Regions from separate parts of the Homo sapiens genome. Here region 2 is linked to region 1. A link is an interaction called in ENCODE POLR2A ChIA-PET data of the cell type or tissue named here. Cell type or tissue: HepG2. All regions are shown on one strand. Each heading gives the region's core, and the rest is flanking DNA. Links, peaks and the distances in the headings are about the cores only.

Region 1 (5,695 bases), core at 519-5,518:
ACTGTGGAAAATATGTATAATGGTTCCTCAAAAAATTAAAAATAGAATTGCCATAGGATCCAGAAATTCCACTTCTGGGTGTATACGTAAACCCAAAAGAATTGAAAGCCAGGTCTCAAAGAGATACTTGTACACCCATGTTCATAGCAGCATTATTCACAATAACCCGAAGCTGGAGGCAACCCAAGGGTCCATCAATAGATAAAAGGACAAGCAAGATTATTTAACATTTAAAATATTTAAAATGAAGAAATTCCTTTTTTTTTTTTGAGATAGGCTCTTGTTCTGTTGCCCAGGCTGGCGTGCCATCGCATGATTGCAGCCCACGACAGCCTCAACCTCCTGGGCCCAAACCATGCTCCCACCTCAGCCTCCTGAATAGCTGAGATCACAGGCACACCACCGCACTCAGCAATTTTTTTTCTTTTTTCTTTTCTTTTTCTTTCTTTCTTTTTGTTTTTTTGTTTTGTTTTGTTTTGTTTTTTGTTTTTATAGATAGGGGGTTCTCACTATGTTGCCCAGGTGAAAAACGAAGGAATTCTGACACAGGCTACGGCATAAATGAACCTCGAGGACATCATGCTAAGTGAAATAAGCCAGTCACACAAAGACAAATACTGTGTGATTCCACTTATTTGAGATACATGGGATAGTCAAATTCATAGTAACTGAAAGTAAAATGGTGGTTGCCAGGGACTGGAGGGAGGGGAATGGGGAGTTAGTGTTTAATACAGAGCTTCAGTTTTGCAAGATGAAGAGTCCTAGAGATGCATGGTAGTGATGGTTACACAGCGATGTGAATGTACTTAATACCACTGAACTGTACATTTAAAAACGACTAAGAGGGTACATTTTGTTACATGTATTTTACCTCAATAAAACACATCTTTAAAAAAATAGAAGAAGCAGCTAGGCGCAAAGTATAACTCCAAGGCCAGCCAGCCTCAGAGGAGAAAGTCTCCTTGATGCAGACACAGCAGAGGCAGCAAAGAAAGCAGCACCGGGGAGAGCCAAGTGTGTGACGGCAGAGCTGGCCTCAGCCACCAAGCCTGGCCGTGTTCTAGATGTGTCACTTCCCTGCTCTAGGGTTCAGTTTCCTCACCTGTCTAGTGGGATCAGTGAAACCTGCTCTGCCAAACCCGTATGCAGAGCTTGGAAAATGATAAGCCGCAAGTATGCAATGTTATGACACAGATAATAACTGTGAAAAAGCCGCGGTCAGGAATCTGATGGAAGTCTTTAGATTTGAACACTTGAAACAAGACACGTTCAAACTATCATGAGAGGTCTGTGAATCACAAGGAGGAAAGGAGCACTAGCTTGAGATAAAGCCTTCCCAGAAGGAGAAACAGCGCTTTCTGCAGCTGCTTTCCTGAGAGGATAATCTTGTCCATCTCTGTGCCTCCTCCCTGCCAGTCAGAGGCCCTGCCCTGCCCCTAGGGAGCCACCGGGCTGCACAGAGGCAGAAGCAGCCTGCAGACACAGAGCCCAGGGTGGTGGCAGATGAATCCAGCCTGGCTGAGCTCAGGGCCAATAGATTCTCACTAGGGGAGGAAGCAGAGGGGGACATGGGCTGGATGTGGTAAGCCTTGAAAGCTTTCTGGAGGACTGGCTGAGCCACTGTGGTGGGGAAACAGCAGGCACACAGCCCATCACCCATGGTGGCAAAAAGCATGGACTTTGACACGGTACAGACCAGGGTCAAGTCTGCTCTGCCTCTTGCTCTGTGTGATCTTGAGCAGTGATGTGAGCTGAGCTTCCCTTCTCCTCTGGTAAAATGGGGGTGTGATATGCACCCTTCTCACAGGGCACTTGTACAGATTACAAGTGAATCTACGTGCTATGCCCAGGACCCAACAAAGGGCAGCCTTTGTTATCATTATTAGTGCCTATTACTAATATAAGTGTTTTCCAAGGCTGGGAGGTGAGACAGAGATGGAAGATGGGAGAAAGACTGCGACTGTGGTCGGGTCGAGTCAGGGTCACACTGGGGCACCTTCCAGGTCTGGTGGGACATGAATGTGTATAGGGGAAGGAGATAGTAAGGGTCCCAGGGTCCTGCCCTAGCCAAGGCCTGACCCTCTGAGGTCTAAGACATACCCTCACCTCCCATTCGGCTAGGAGAGTCCCCCACCTCCTACTGTGGGAATCTGTCCTGTCAGAGCTGGGGGGAAGCACCCTAGATAAATCTTACCCTCCCTTTGGGGTTTACAGGTTGGTTCCCTGTGCTGTTAGCCATTAAAGACAGATCCCTCCTCATGACCCAAGGCTAACCAGGAGAGCTCCAGGAGGCAGCCTCTATGAGGATGTATTTAAAGGAAGCCCCAGCCTCCTCTTCAGGCAGGCCACCCCTCTTTCACCACCTCCCACCCATCCGCCCAACCGTCTTCACACACAAGGACACCTGGGTCTATTGGTGACCCAACAGGTAATCATTAACCCTGAGAGGAGGCACTGGCCCTTTAAGGCTGCCCTGGGAAGAGATGACAAAATCACACCACTGGACTTTGTGCCCTGAGGCTGTTAGGGAAAACAAGACCCGGGAGTGCGAGAGCCTCAGCTGGGAATCCCAGAGAGCCACTTCTGTCAGCCTTCCTCCCTCTGACTCCTCTCTGATAGGCTTGCCCTGCATGTGAATAATGGTAACTCCGCTATGCATGCAGGTCCAGGGGAGTGGTACCCTCTCTGATAGGCATCCTCTCTCCCTGGATCATTAGGCTTTGTTCATACCCCACCTCCTTCTGACAAGGGTCTCAGTCTGGGCTATCCTTTCAATGCCCATCGTGTGAAAAGGGGGACCATGGTAAGGACCACCCCAGCTACACCCAGCACCCAGCCCAGAGCCCAAGGTACTGACCCACAGAAGGCACTGGCCTCGTAAAGGCAACTGGGTGGTGGCATCCACGGAGAGAGCACAGGGGTGGGAATCAGGACTATTAGGTTCTAGACCCTGCTCCGCCCTGGGTCACTGTGGGGCCTCTGGTGTGTCTCAGCCAATCTCTGATCCCGGTGTCTACACGCAGGCAACGGGCCCTCTCACTGCCAGCTAGTCCTGTGGCTTTGCAGCCCTCGGTAGCAGTGATGGAACAGGGGGTGCTGATGCAGGGGATAGCCACTACTGTCCCTCCTCCTTGTGAACCAGGACCACAAACAGGTCACAGGCACATCTTGGACTAACCAAGATGAGCAAAGCTCTCTTAAACAGCTTACACCAAATAAGTGATTAAGAATCTTTCAAGGGCCTCAAGTGCCAGCGCCTCTGGGAAGCCTTCTCTGACTGTCCCAACCTTTGGCTCCAGTGCTGAGGAACTGCTCTGGTAAATATCTCATCTCCCTGATTGGTTTGTGACCTCTTTGAGGTAAAGGAACTGTATCATCTTCAACACAGAGAGCCAGAGCAAGCACGGTCCCAATATTTTCTGAGTGAATAGATGCATTGACATCAATGGTGTTTAAATATCAGCTCTGCACACAGAAGGAAGCCCCAGGTCTGAGTGATGATGTGCAGGTTTGGCCAAGGATGGGCCCAAGTTCTTTCACAGCTGGGTGACCTCAAGAAACAATCTGACCTCCCTGGCTCTCCTTTGGCCCAGATCCCATAAGCTGGTCAGTTAGTGACCATTGATCAGGAGTCTGCTGTCTGCAGGGCCCTGGGGAGGTTGTCAGAGGGCCACATGGCTCAGTTGTTTTTGGTTCCTTATGAAAAACTCTGAGAAAAACAGCATGAAGAAATCAGGACAGATTAGGCAGACCAAAGATGGGAATAAGATGCAAAGAATAGGCTGGAAGTAACCCCAGGAGACCTCCTAGGGGAGGTGAGTTCTGAAATAGAAACCCAGGACATCCATCCCACTCATTCATTAATTCATTCAGTCATCCATCCATTGAAGCAGCAGACATTATTAGAAGCCAGGCCCTGAGAATGTAAATGAACACAGCCCTTCCCTCAAGTTGTTGACAGTCTCGCTGGGCAGCCAGCATCTAAACTCAGGTGACCACACAGTCTGAGATATGACCTAATAGATACAGACCACATGCCAGAAAATAGAAGAGTGGAAAGCCTCTCAGGAGGGTTTATCTTGAAGGAACCCCCCACCAAAATCTGCTCAGCTGATCTGAGCTTTTACGGGAGCAGGAAATGCAGGTAATGAAAGAAGGGGCGAAAGAACCTTTGTAAAGCAACAGTTACCTGGCAGGTAAACAAGGTTAATGGAGACCTGTTGTTTTTCCAGGTTCTTGGTGACCTCACCTTTGACCAACAATTTCCTGGCACTAGCTCAGGCTGCCAAGGGGGGAAGAGGGGGAGGAAGAAGAGGGTAAACAGCAGGTGAGGCCAAAGGTGGCCCTAGAAGGCAAGGGACACATTCCAAAATGTCTCCCCAGCCTGAGGCCTGCAGCAGAGCCCAAAGTCCAATAGGGAACCCACACCCGCATTCCAGTCATCAAAAACACCATAAATACTGGATTACCCACCAGAAAGGATGCTTTCCGCTGCCTAGGAATGCCTCCCTTTCCCCAAGCTGAGGCCCAGTTCCCCACCTCCCCAAGTGTCCCCTTGTCCAGGAGGCCTTCTAGATCAGCTGGAAGGAGCTGAGGATTTCCACTTGGGCATGACCTGTTCCTCCTACCACCTCTTCCTCTTCTGCAATATCATTAACAACCAACCTTTAGGGGAAACTCCCTCTCTTCACTTCATTCCCTTCAGCCCAGACTGGCCAGTGGGAGAGCCCCAGAGCCATGTGGTGCTGCAATCCTGCTGGGCACTCAAAGAAGAAGCCCTGAAATTTCTCAGCCAGCAGCCAGGTTCCCGGCTCACTCTGCCACTCACAGGCTGCATGACCCTGGGTGAGTCACCAGACCTCAGTGTTGTCACCTGAAAAACAGGGATGCTGATGAGAAACACAGTCACATGGCTTTTGAAAGGAGCAAAGGAGATAATGTACAAAGTAAAATTAGGCATTATTATTCTAAATGCTGGATGTTACCAGAGATCACCCAAACTTCTAATTTTACTGATGAGGAAACTAAGGTCCAGAAAAGACATTTTAAAATAAAAGGATTTGGGTCCTCTCTCCTCTTCCTTCTCCTCCTCCTATGACTTATCTTCTTAGTTCAGCCTGGCCTTCTAAATACAGGTTTCTAAACTTTGTAAGGCAGAAATCCCTTGGAGAATCTGATAAAAGATAAGGACTTTCTTTCCCCAAAGGACATTCATTCACATACCCCCAAGACTGTGCAGGTAATTTCAGAGGGCTCGTGTGTTCCAGGCTGGGGCTCTGCTCTATGGCAGAGCAGAAAAAGAGAGGCTGTCCGTTCTTGGGTCAAGTCTCCCACAGCCACAGCCACAGCCCCAGGAAAGCAGGAAATAACAAGGGGCCAAGCCTGAACTTCAGGGATCAAACCTCACCCTGAGAGTCCCCCAAAGCCCAGTCCTCAAGGCCCTGGGAAGAAAGTCCCATTTAATCCCCCTCCAAACTCCTCACTACCCTCTCCCTTACCCCCACCCATCCTCTCTCAATCCACCTAAAACCCCCACCCACCCACAGCTCTTCTTTTGAACTGGTTAATTCTGTTCTGGTCTTTGAAAGTCAAACAGAATCTTAGAGACCATCTGTACAAACCTCTTTATCTTTACAGATGAGAACTATAAACAACGAAAGGCATACTGACTTGCCTGAAGTCACCCAGATAATCA
Region 2 (5,695 bases), core at 523-5,522, 59 kb after region 1:
TTGAGGAAAAGTAAGAATGTCTAAACGGCAAAGGAGAGAGGTAGCTAGGGGCCAAAACATGTAAAGCCTTATAGGCCACTGTAAAAACTTCATATTTAATTCTAAGTGTGGTAGGGAGAATTCTAAGATGACCCACCAAAATCCCCTGCTCCTTGGTTTGCCCCTATACATAATCCCAGGACTGTGAATATGATAGGTTTCACCCCCGCAGTTAGGTTGTTCCATGGCATAGGTGACTCTAAAAATGAGATTATCCATGGCCAGGCCTGGTGGCTCATGCCTGAATCACATGAGCTCAGGAGTTCAAGACCAGCCTGGGCAACATAGTGGGACCCCCTCTCTACAAAAATTTTGAAAATTAGCCAGGTGTGGTGGTGCACATCTGTGGTCCTAGCTGCTCAGGAGGATGAGGTAAGAGGATCACTTGAGCCCAGGAGTTCAAGGCTGCAGCAAGCCATGATCACACCACTGCACTCTATCCTGGGCAACAGAGTGAAACCTTGTCTCAACGACAACAAAAACAAAAAGAACTCAGTTCAGCTGACATTTTGATTTCAGCCTTGTGACACCCTGAGCGAGAAGCCCACTCACACTGTCCCTGACTTCTGACCTACAGAACTGTAGGCTAATCAATAGGTGTTATTTGGAGGTGCTAAGTTTGTGGTCATTTGTTGCACAGCAATAAAAAAGCTATTATGTTCTATATGATGGGAAGTCATAGATACACAGACCCTTTCTTATGAGTTTGACTTTAATATCACCCTAATTAGAGAGTAAGCTCCCTAAAGGCAGAAACCAACAGTCTACATGTCTCCTGCACTAGACTGCGCCAGGCACCTAGTGGACACACAAGAAATATCCCATAAATAAGTAAAAAATGTGTTGAACAAAGGCGAGCTCTTTGGAAAACTTGCCTGGCCTCTTGTACTGACCACTTTGAAGGACTGCTGATATTTGTAGAAGTTCTTTCAGAAAAATTGCATTCTGTGTATGCACAGCTTGCCTTCAGTCCTGCCTTGTTTGTGGTGGGGCATGGGGTAGGACGACCTCTCTTTAAATGCAGCATGTTGCACCAGAACTCACCTTCCATTCAAACATGGCTCCAACAGACTTCCCTTTCTGTTGCCACCATCTTTGGGGGACCCAAGTTCTGAACCTTGGGCTGATGCTCAATTCCTCCTTCTGTTACCCTCTCCATAGTCAGAGTCCTGGAGATTGATTTTCCAAAATGCCTTTCTATGAGTCCTAGCATCTGTGTTCCCACTGCCATCAGCCTATCTGAGGCCTCTCAGCTCTCACCTGCGTGATGGCAAAGGGCTCCCAGCAAGCTTCACCATCTCTTCTGCCCTGTGCTCAATCCACCTTGGTCACCACCACCTGGCTAATCTCCCTTAGATAACACTTGGTACATGTAAGCCCTTCCTCTAAAACTTTCATAGGCTCATCATTGCACACTCAAGTGAGCGGGGTGCCCCATAGTGAGCTGTGAGCATCTTGAGAGCAAGGGCCAGGTGTTTAATGTCTTTGAGGCATCATTGGTGTTCAACATCCATATGAGGCTGTTGATGGCAATGGTCATGACCATGAACATGAGAAGGATGTCTTTTCTTTTAGGTCAGAGAAGACAGCTGGTCTGTTAGTCTTCCAGGCTTTAAAGACTTAACCAGCAGTAGGGGAAAACTATGAAGTGTGTCCACTCTTCTCTTTAACCCTCTGCCCCCAACTCCTCCCCATCCCTGGGAATCTTGGCCAGCAAGCCTCCCACCCCTGTTACTCCATATCAATGTCAGCTGTCAGATCTTTTGTTCATGCCGAAGAGGTTTCCTTCCCAAGAGTGTTTGCAATTTCACAAGGAGATGACCGTAAAGGAGGCAAATATTAATGGTAGGGTTTCACGTATCAGCTGCTGGGTGGAGTGAGATGTTTGGACAGGGATATAAAGCTTTGCTCCTGCACCCAAAAACATGTCCCCGCCCATGCAGCAAGACTGATGTTAATAAAAGCATAGCATTGAACACATGTACCCTCCCCCGACAGGTGGGGACGGAACAAGTCCACGCGGTAGGCAGGATCTGGAGTAGGCTGCTGAAAAGCTCCAGCCAAATGATGAAGAAGAAATTCAAGAGAAGTTGAATGCCCTATAGATCTTAGAAAAAAAGAACAGTTTAGAAGCACAGGAAAAATTGCTATGCCTTTGGTCTTTTTTTTTTTTTTTTTTTTTTTTGAGACCGAGTCTCACCATGTTGCCCATGGTCTCAAACCATGGCCCATGGTTGCCCAGGCTGGTCTCAAACTCCTGGGCTCAAATGATTCTCCCACCTTGGCCTCTAAAAGTGCTGGGATTACAGACGTGAGCCACCACACCCAGCCAACCTTTGGTCATTTTTATGTCCCCATCCTCAATACCAACTCTGAAGAGAGTGGACCCCTTTCCACAGGACGGGCCCACCCCCAGGCGTGGACCATAGGGAGGAAGAAGCAGCTTCCAGACTCAGGAGCCCCTCCATCTTCCTTTTGTTCTGTTCTCCCTGCTAAAGTGTTGGAAGGGGAACTTTTGCACCCCTTTCCTCCCCTGAACAGTGGCTCACAGCTTCCTGGGCCCAGGGAGGGGAAGCCTGTGATGGGGGTGAGGGGGGACATGGAAAAGGAGGAAGGGAGGAAGCTGTGCACAGCTTGGCGGGGGGCTGGCCCTCTGGCATCCTGGGGGAGTCGTCCTCCTTAATTGCTTGAGTTCTACAGCTGTCATTGCTAACGAGAAATTAAAAAGCACCCTGACCCCTGCCCCAACTCCTGCCCTCATGGCTCACAAGTGCTCCCTCAGCACGTTGCTCTCAGAAGAGCACGGGCAGCGGAGCCGTGGAGACGTGGGGAAGCCTGGAGCTGACCGCTCCCAGCCCCCCAAGGGAGGGGGCAGGATGCCAAATTAGGGGAATGGGAGTCAGTCCCAGGCCAGCTTCTCCACTCCTCCTGCTACCGTCAAGCTCCACGTTCCTGGACGCCCCTGATTTTACACATCCTGCCTCATAATCCCCGCAGCTCTTCTGGGACTTGTCAGACCTCAGGCCCAGATTTTGGGGGTTGGGAAACAGGGTTCCTGGAACTGCAGATTGAAGATTTACACTGAGCTGCCCTGGGCCCAGCGAGCAGTGATGTAAAATGCAGAGAAATGAAGAGGGGATGGGGAAAAACACACAGCAAGAAGGATCTTCGTGTAGGGAGGAACTTCCCGGCTGTCTCACACCACATCCAGAGACGACATCTCCTCTCTAAGGATAAGGATTCTCTGCCTCACATGGTCCACCGGAACCTGTGTGGTCTGGCTCTTGCCTGCCTCTTCAGCCTCCTCTCCCCACCCCAGAACTCAAAGCCAGACACTAACTTTGCTCTCAGAAAGGACTTCTCAGCACCCACAGATTTCAGCCATCAGCACAGCTCCTTCCTGTCACTTACCTCCCCCTCCTCCCCCAGAGACCACTGAATTTTCACAAGCAAAACACTGTGTTCTAATACATTCCCTTCCCATTCTTCACATGTGCCCTCCTCCACACACACACACACGCACACACACATACACACACACATATACACACATATACACAGTTCCATACAGTACAGTGCTGCATTTACATGGTGGAGTCACGTACCCAAGTAGGGGACAATATCTCCCAACAGACCCTAGTTATTTGACTTTAAATTATAATGCTGTCATGAACATCTTTGCTCACATAGTCAAGTGAATAATATTCCTGAATGCATTTGCTATTTTTCTTTCAAACTTATGTAGATACTATGGAGATCAATAATATGTGATAATTTCAAATTATTTCTAACTTCACCACAGTTTGTTGTCTTCATGGATTTTTCTCAGATGATGAATATCTGTTATACAATCACTGTCTTTTGGAGTTCTCTGAAGGTTTTGTTTTTGTTTTTGTTTTTTAGTGTTAAAATAGGGTTTTCCAGCTCAAAATGTTTGGGAATCACTACCTGAAATCAACCAGCCATTGCCACACACACACAGTCCCCAAATCAAGCTAGTATTCTGTTCTGGTAAATCTTAAGTAAGTCCATTTTTGCATAAGTCAGAGTTGTTTCAAGTGAGAATATAAATGAAGCAGGTGCCCGCTTGGCAGCAATGTAAACAGAGGGAAGAGCATGGAGACTGGGTAGTGAGGGTGCCCCCAGCTCTCCTTGCCTGCAAACAAGGGTTACTTCAGAGCAAAGGAGCCCGATACACACACTTACACCCCGTCAACCAGTGCACCCGGCAAAGCTGGTGGAAAAGCCTGACTCAGGCCGCGTTTACCTAAGTCACCCTTACGTAAGCATGCCTATAAAGATTTTGGAAGGTACAAGGAGAAAAGTAAATAGCTGGGATTATGGGTATGAGTTTAATGTGGGGTTCCTGATATTGCAAGACTGCTTGAAAAATAATTTAAGTATACTCAAAATTAAACTTGGGCACAATGCTTATATGTGCCCAGCCCTGTGGAGGGGTTGTCAGATAATTAAGAGATGTTATGAGACGGCCTCTGCCTTAATGAAGCTTACGATCAAGTTGCAGAGAGGAGCTCTAGATTCGGCAAAAGCAGGCCTGCCGTCTACCTCCCCTTCGGCTGGGCCGGGCTGGGCGGCTGTTGGCTCACTCTTAACACCCTCTACTCCCTCACAGGTCCCATTGCCCCCTAGCCAAGCCCTCTCCTCATACTGTCCCCAGCTCATCCCCACAAAGGAGCGGCCTTCTTCGTGTTTGGGGCATTCCTTTGCATGTCACTGATATTCACAGCTATGGCAATGTCAAAAGGTACCCTCTCCTGGGTTCCCCTCCTCCAGCTCCCTTTCATGCCTCCCCAGTATTTCTGGGGGACTCTGGTGTTTCTGACTCCTATCTCTCCCCAGCCCTCCCCTCAAAACACAACCCAGAGGAACTGCCACCACCATCTGCATGTTCTCAGCAATCAGTCCTCCCCCAGCGCCTGTCCCCAGAGCTGGGAGGGGGCAACTGCTGAGTCAGCCTATTCCTCACATTCCCTCCCTTCTCCCCTGCCGGCCAAATGCCACGGACCCTGCCTCTGAGTGACGGACCTCAGCTGAAAGGCTGCCCCTCTCCACCCTGACCCCAGCTCAAGACCGGCCTTCCTCCCTCACACCCCAGCGGGAGGCCCAGGAAGAAGGTCATGCTGCCCACACTCCATTGGAGCCCTGGCCGGACGTAGGGCTGGGGTGCCATACCACCCCATCTTCCTCCCTCATTCCAAGCTCCATCTCCCTAACCAGCCTCACTCAGAGGATCTGATCAGGAAAGGACAGGGAAGGTGATGGAAAACCAAAAGCAAACCCTCCCCACACAATACACACATACACACACACACGTGTGCACACACACAGCCAACTGGGCACCACACCAGGCACAGTCACCCCTCTAGTGCAACGTTGGGTCTGCCAAGGGAAGCCTAGGGGGAGTCCCAAGAAAGACTTCCAACCCCAGGGACCCCCAGTCTGAAAGGAGAGCTTGCCCTATCCTCAGAGAGCTCCTAGTATGATGAAGAAGACCCCCAAAGAACTATGGCCAAGGGAGGAAGGAGGCTGCTCTCTGTCACTCACATAAAAAGTAAACAAAGGCTCAGAAGGTCAAGGGCAAAGCTATGAGAGAGCCTGGAAAGGGGAAGAAGCATGGGACTAACCAGCAGGTAAA

The links. Peaks named below come from ENCODE experiments on the same cell type or tissue, not always from the same donor. Only the 100,000 strongest peaks of a DNase experiment are listed, where the experiment ranks them.
Region 2: POLR2A ChIA-PET joins it to region 1 with 5 read pairs; 3 of 35 experiments call an interaction of 5 or more read pairs at or near these places.

Annotation. Positions count from the first base shown.
Region 1 is chr6:43,803,329-43,809,023 of GRCh38, reverse strand. The region is part of intron 1 of LOC105375070 (a long non-coding RNA gene); the gene reads right to left. Among named protein-coding and RNA genes, the nearest start is that of VEGFA, 36 kb to the right of the region's middle. RefSeq lists a silencer at 1,138-1,432. In HepG2, for the core only: no CTCF peak of the experiment used is centred there; DNase peaks (open chromatin) are centred at 1,533, 2,493, 4,363, 4,803 and 1 weaker place; H3K4me3 peaks cover 4,008 bases.
Region 2 is chr6:43,744,098-43,749,792 of GRCh38, reverse strand. No RefSeq gene overlaps it. Among named protein-coding and RNA genes, the nearest start is that of VEGFA, 23 kb to the left of the region's middle. In HepG2, for the core only: a CTCF peak has its summit at 844; no DNase peak of the experiment used is centred there; H3K27me3 peaks cover 4,033 bases.